Regions from separate parts of the Homo sapiens genome. Here region 1 is linked to region 2. Evidence: chromatin contacts called from ENCODE Hi-C or POLR2A ChIA-PET data. All regions are on one chromosome and are shown on one strand. Each heading gives the region's core, a stretch centred on a gene start or an enhancer-like site at or near the end of the contact. The rest is flanking DNA. Distances are from core to core; before and after follow the strand shown.

Evidence for each region. A loop is a pair of places that touch in the nucleus more often than their neighbours do. ChIA-PET counts read pairs that join two places held with the same protein, here RNA polymerase II (POLR2A). Pooled maps may share reads with other maps.
Region 1: a map of IMR-90 shows a loop between it and region 2 (4-fold over the local background). The contact joins two enhancer-like sites. A Hi-C loop is called at or near these places in 1 of 168 maps with a recorded cell type or tissue (IMR-90) and 2 of 50 pooled maps. POLR2A ChIA-PET finds 5 or more read pairs at or near these places in 1 of 52 experiments (H1).

What each region holds. Positions count from the first base shown.
Region 1 is chr7:3,435,445-3,438,304 of GRCh38, reverse strand. All of the region lies in intron 1 of SDK1 (sidekick cell adhesion molecule 1), which reads right to left. The region is part of intron 1 of LOC124901577 (a long non-coding RNA gene); the gene reads right to left. Among named protein-coding and RNA genes, the nearest start is that of SDK1-AS1, 85 kb to the right of the region's middle. Within about 2 kb of position 1,489, at least 4 of the 41 ENCODE cell types and tissues checked have a DNase peak (open chromatin) inside an H3K27ac peak, as active enhancers do.
Region 2 is chr7:2,862,465-2,865,164 of GRCh38, reverse strand. No RefSeq gene overlaps it. Among named protein-coding and RNA genes, the nearest start is that of GNA12, 20 kb to the right of the region's middle. RefSeq lists a silencer at 470-549 and enhancers at 1,327-1,456, 2,105-2,700. Within about 2 kb of position 1,369, at least 39 of the 41 ENCODE cell types and tissues checked have a DNase peak (open chromatin) inside an H3K27ac peak, as active enhancers do.

The sequences.
Region 1 (2,860 bases), core at 240-2,739, 570 kb before region 2:
GCACATACTATAAAATGATTACCCTAGTTAAATGTTTTTATGCAGAAGTCATATTCATTGGGAATATAAAATAATATAGGTCTTAGCAGCAAACGTTCAGTTTAGTATTAACTATGATACATAAAATAAAATGAACAAAAAGACCATGCAATGCAGAACATTAAAAGCACTCTGGGGCAAAGGCAGGATGCAGGGGGCTAGGTCAAGAGATCTGGGGTGCGGGTTAGCTGTAAATAACTTAATTATTCCAAGTCCATTTCTTCATCTATAAAATGCAGAATAATTCCACTTGCCCCAACAATGTCTCAGGTCTTAGAGGATTAAATGAGAGAGTGTAAAAGAAACTGCCAAGGCTCATACACAAACGTAGGGGGAGTATTCTCATTACCACTGCGTTCTCTCTTTCAGAGATGTCAACTACGTAATCCCTTCACTTGGTTTCAGTACTACAAAAGATGGAACTTCTATTCAGCCAAAGCTTCCACTAAGGTATCTGAATAATTTTTTGGTATCCTTAATCATATCTAATTTTTTTAGTATTATTAATTTTTTGGCAGAGACAGGATCCGACTCTGTCACCCAGGCTGGAGTGCAGTGGCACGATCACAGCTCACTGAAACCTGAAACTCCTAGCCCTGCCCCCTGAAATAGGTGGGACTACAGGCGCGCACCATCACATCCAGCTAACTTTATTTTTTGTAGAGAAGGGGTCTTGCTGTTGCCCAGGCTGATCTCAAACTCCTGACCTCAAGCAATCTTCCCACCTCAGCTTCCCAAAGCTCTGAGATTACAAGTGTGAGCCACTGCACCCAGCCGATCACACGTAATTTTGACTGCTGGCACATGAAATAGAGGATTACTGGTTTGTAAATTTTCACATCTTTTTTTAAAGTTTGCTCTCTACACACTGCAAAACATTAGTGACATTATGCTAAAACATTCTTTATAGAAACTCGCATTTTGTCCTTACAAATGATTACACTGATTTTTTAATTCCACCCCAAGGCCCACCCCTCAAATCTGGGAAATAACAATGTTATAAGACTTTTTAAGAGAAAAAAAAACTTTTATTACTTACCACTCAGGTTTTCAGACATATTTTTTGCATTGGAATATCTCCTTTCACCCCTGAAGGGTACTGAACAATAAAGGTGAAGGACTACAGTAAAATGTCCCGTATTGATTTTTAAAGGATGTATTAATCGTCTTTTAGTGTCATGAGATCATGTGGAAAGAAAAGCAATGTGAAATCAGACCAGGCTCTCCTGGACTGATAGAGGAGCAGCCGCTGCCCCTTACATATATAACCCAGGAAATTTTTTTTATTGTGACTAATCCGTTAGACATTCTATGTTCTACATTTTTTGCTCAATAAAATAAATAAATAATGAGGTAAAGATACACTTTCATTACAGAACATTCTATTGTCTATGTAGGTTCTTGGGGAGGGTAGACGAGTTTTTAAAAGGCAGTTTAACATTCTTCTGGCTCTTATTCACAACTCTAGACTACAGATTTCAGGGAAAGGGGAAGACAGTGAGGACAAAGAATCTGTTCTAATTTAAACATTCTTCACGATTTAGTGGCAATTACTTCTTTTAAGGTTCAGTCACCTTCAAAATATTACACGATAAAAATAAGAGAAAAATATTACATGGTTCATAGCCAAGAACATTAATAAGAGTACTTTCTAAAGTATAATCATTATTTTCATTTTCTATTTAAAATTTTTCATTTTTTATCACCTCAGTTGCCAAATTTCAATCTTCATTGATTAAAAACACAGCAAAACTCCTTGCATACAGATTTATTCAGGTTTGCAAACATTAAATCATCATTAGATTAGAATGACAAGCATGACAAAATTAATACAGCAGAAGAGGTTCAGGGAAATATAAAATCTAAAATGTATTGAATTAGGTTTTAAATTGAACCCATACAAGCTTAAGTTCAATGAAAACCAATATTGCACACTTTTTAATCAATTATTTCGTAATCATCCCTCTAAATCCTTTAATTTACCGAGAAATCCTATCTAAAAAGTTTTCTAAAGTCAGCCATAAAATACCACTGAAATGCAAATTGGGTCTAAACTTCCACTAAGTCCATCAAATGTCAGCTTACTTCATCAAATCACTTTACATAAATGAATCTTAAAAATGTCTTCAGTGTTCATTAATGTTACAATTAAGAACCATATTATATTGAAAATAAAACAACCTATTTTGAACAATCATGGATTTAAACTCTTTAAAATAACTTATCATGCAAATCACATGATATTAAGCTCATTTATAACTTCTAAACAGAATTTAAACCTCTCCAAAGTTAATGTTTAGGCCAGAGCAACAGTTCTGCTTTTTCAACTACATCCAATAGAAGAACCTTTGTTGCTTCCTTTAACACAATCTTGTTAACAAATGATCACTGGAGAGGTTAGGGCTGGAAATATAAGTTTGAGAGTAAGTAATCATTGTAAATCCATGAGAAAGCATGAGGGACGTAGAGACTGAATACGAGCAGAGCAGAGAACAAGCCACAAGATGTCCCTTAGAAGACAGGCAGTGGGAGTTGGACTTAGGTGGGGCATGTAAAGTAGGATAGAGATGAGTTACCCTTCACTTCCTCTTTAAAAGCCCCCACAGAGTGCAGTGGCTCACTCCTGTAATCCCAGCACTTTGGGAGGCCGAAGCGGGCGGATTGCCTGAGCTCAGGAGTTCGAAACCAGCCTGGACAACACGGTGAAACCCCGTCTCTACTAAAATACAAAATAATAATAATAATAATCATAATCATAATCATAATAATTAGCTGGGCGTGACTGTCTGTGCCTGTAGTCCCAGCTACTCAGGAGCCTGAG
Region 2 (2,700 bases), core at 120-2,619:
CTGCTTGGGACACCCCACCTGGACCCCATCCCACTCTGGGCAAAGGCAAGACCACCACTGAGCTCAGGGTGCACCTGAGACTTGGCCGCAGCAAGGAGATGTAGATACAAGGATCACGTCAGAAGACGTTTCATTCATTCATTCACGTTCCCAAGCATTTAGTGAGCGCATACCAGGTATCAGGAAGAGATGAACAAAATGGTTTTATGAAGTTTGCATCCTAATGAGGAAAGCAGATAACAAGCATGTAAATATCAGATAATTCCTTACTGTTAAGTGCTGTGAGAATTCACAAGGTTCAGAAATTGAGTCAAAAATCTTTCTCAGTACCCTCAATAAGCTTCATCTCAGGCCGGGCGCAGTGGCTCACGCCTGTAATCCCAACACTTCAGGAGGCCGAGGCGGGGTGATAACTTGAGGTCAGGAGTTTGAGACCAGCCTGGCCGACAGTGAAACCCCGTCTCTACCAAAAAATAGAAAAATTAGCCAAGCGTGGTGGCACATGCCTGTAGTCACAACTACTCGGGAGGCTGAGGTGGGAGAATCATTTGAACCTAGGAGGCAGAGGTTGTAGTGAGCTGAGATCTTGCCACTGCACTCCAGCCTGGGCAACAGAGAGAGACTCTATCAAAAAAAAAAAAAGTGTAAGCCTCATCTTAGCTGAATCCCTGGACACTTACCTTGCCACAGGTCCCAGGCCCCAACCTCAGGAACTTTATATGGACTCTTGCGAAAGTGAGGCAGTGGAGTGACTGGGCAACGGATGTGGAATCAGGAAGACCTTGGGTTCCAATCCTGACTCTGCCACCTCCTAATTTTGTGGCCTTGGGCACATTACCTACCTTGTCTCAGCCTGTTTCCTCAACAGAGAAAAATGGGAATTACAACAGGACCTTATTACAGGACCTACCTCCTAGTTACAAAACTTAATGCCATAACTTACGGTCAGAAAAGTGCTTGGAGCATCTCCAGACCCAGAGAACCACTTGCAGTAAATATTAGCTGCTATTGTTATTGATATTACTATTGTGCCGACACTCCAGACCTTCTCCTCCTCCTCCTCTTCCTCCTCTTCCCCTCCCAACCCCAGAAGCCAGGAGAAAGAGGAAGGACCGCAGCCAGTCCCCCCGACCTCTCCCCTCCTTCTCCAGGGCTCTCCGGCCAAGGCTAAGCCAGCCCTTCAGTGGGGGACAAGATGAGTGCGAAATTGCATGTGAGATGGCAGTTTCAGACTCAACCAGACTGGCCTTTCTATTGCCCAGAATTACCCAAGCTGAGGCTAAGGGACAGGAAGCAGAGATTGGAAAGGGCAGGGCTGACGGGAGTGAGTCACTGGTGGGGAGAAAATGAACCACTTCCTGTGTGTTCCCACAGAGGTCAGGGCCCTCAGCAAACAGCGACAGGCTACAGGCTCGTTCTCCGGGCCTGGAGGAGGCTCGGTGCCCAGCGTCTCCGGAGGACTGGCTCTTCCCTCCGCCTGGGGAGTTTGCGGGCCCCAGACACAATCCCCAGGGAGGGGCTCGGCTCTGGACAGCCTTGGCCTCTTTCCCCAGATTTCCCCAGCACTCACACTCTCGGGAGGCTCAGGGTCTGTACTGAGAAGGGCCCTTGCTCGGCGTGGTGCTCTGCTGTGGCTGTTTTGAAATTCGTAATACTTTTTGGACAAGAGGCCCCACATTTTCATTTTGCACAAATTGTGCAGCCGGTCCTGAATCATTGCTGGCTTTCCAAGGTCACAGCCAGCAAATGGAACTAACTCCAGGGCTCCTGGTCATCTGTGCCCCCACAGATACCTTCTGGGGGTCTCTGAGGTCAGGCGCCCTCACCCTCCTCCTTCCCTGGAACACGGGCGACCACTGCCCACTTTGCCGCTGCGGCACCCTGAGCGCCGTGGCCCGTGCAGACCACCAGAGGAAGGATCCCGGGAGCCAGGACAGGGCAAGGAGGTTACTTGTTGGGGCAGAAACATGGCTACTGGTCCCCTAGGGCAGAGAAGACTGCAGGAAGTGGGGAAACCTGCCAGACAGCCACCCTGGGAGAGGAGGAAGACCTGTCATCCAGTAGCAAAAAATGCAAGTTCCGTGGTGGTCTAGCGGTTACAGGGAGGGAAAAAAATGCAAACACTTAGCGAGCACTGCCAAGGCGACCGGCATGTTCTGAGTTCATTCTCTGCATTTACCCCTTTATCTCCACCGGGTCACTTCCGTTTTACAGAATAGAAAACCAAGGGCCGGGTGCGGTGGCGCACACTTATAATCCCAGCACTTTGGGAGGCCGAGGAGGGCGCATTGTGAGGTAAGGAGTTCGAGACCAGCCTGGCCAACATAGTGAAACCCCGTCTCTACTAAAAATACAAAAATTAGCCAGGCGTGATGGCACACAACTGTAATCCCAGCTACTCAGGAGGCTGAGGCAGGGGAATTGCTCAAACCCGGGAGGTGGAGGTTGTGGTGAGCCAAGATCCTGCCACTGCACTCCAGCCTGGGCAACAGAGAGAGACTCCGTCTCGGGAAAAAAAAAAAAAGAAAACAAGGCACAGGGAGGTAAGGAAGTTGTTCAAGAGCCTACAGAGCTAGTGCCTGGCAGAGCTGGGGTCTACGCCAGGATGCACTTTGCACCCTGCCTGTTCTCCATACGTTAACTCGAATCTGTCCAATAACCGTACAGCACTTATTAGTACTGACCGATCATCTGTGATGT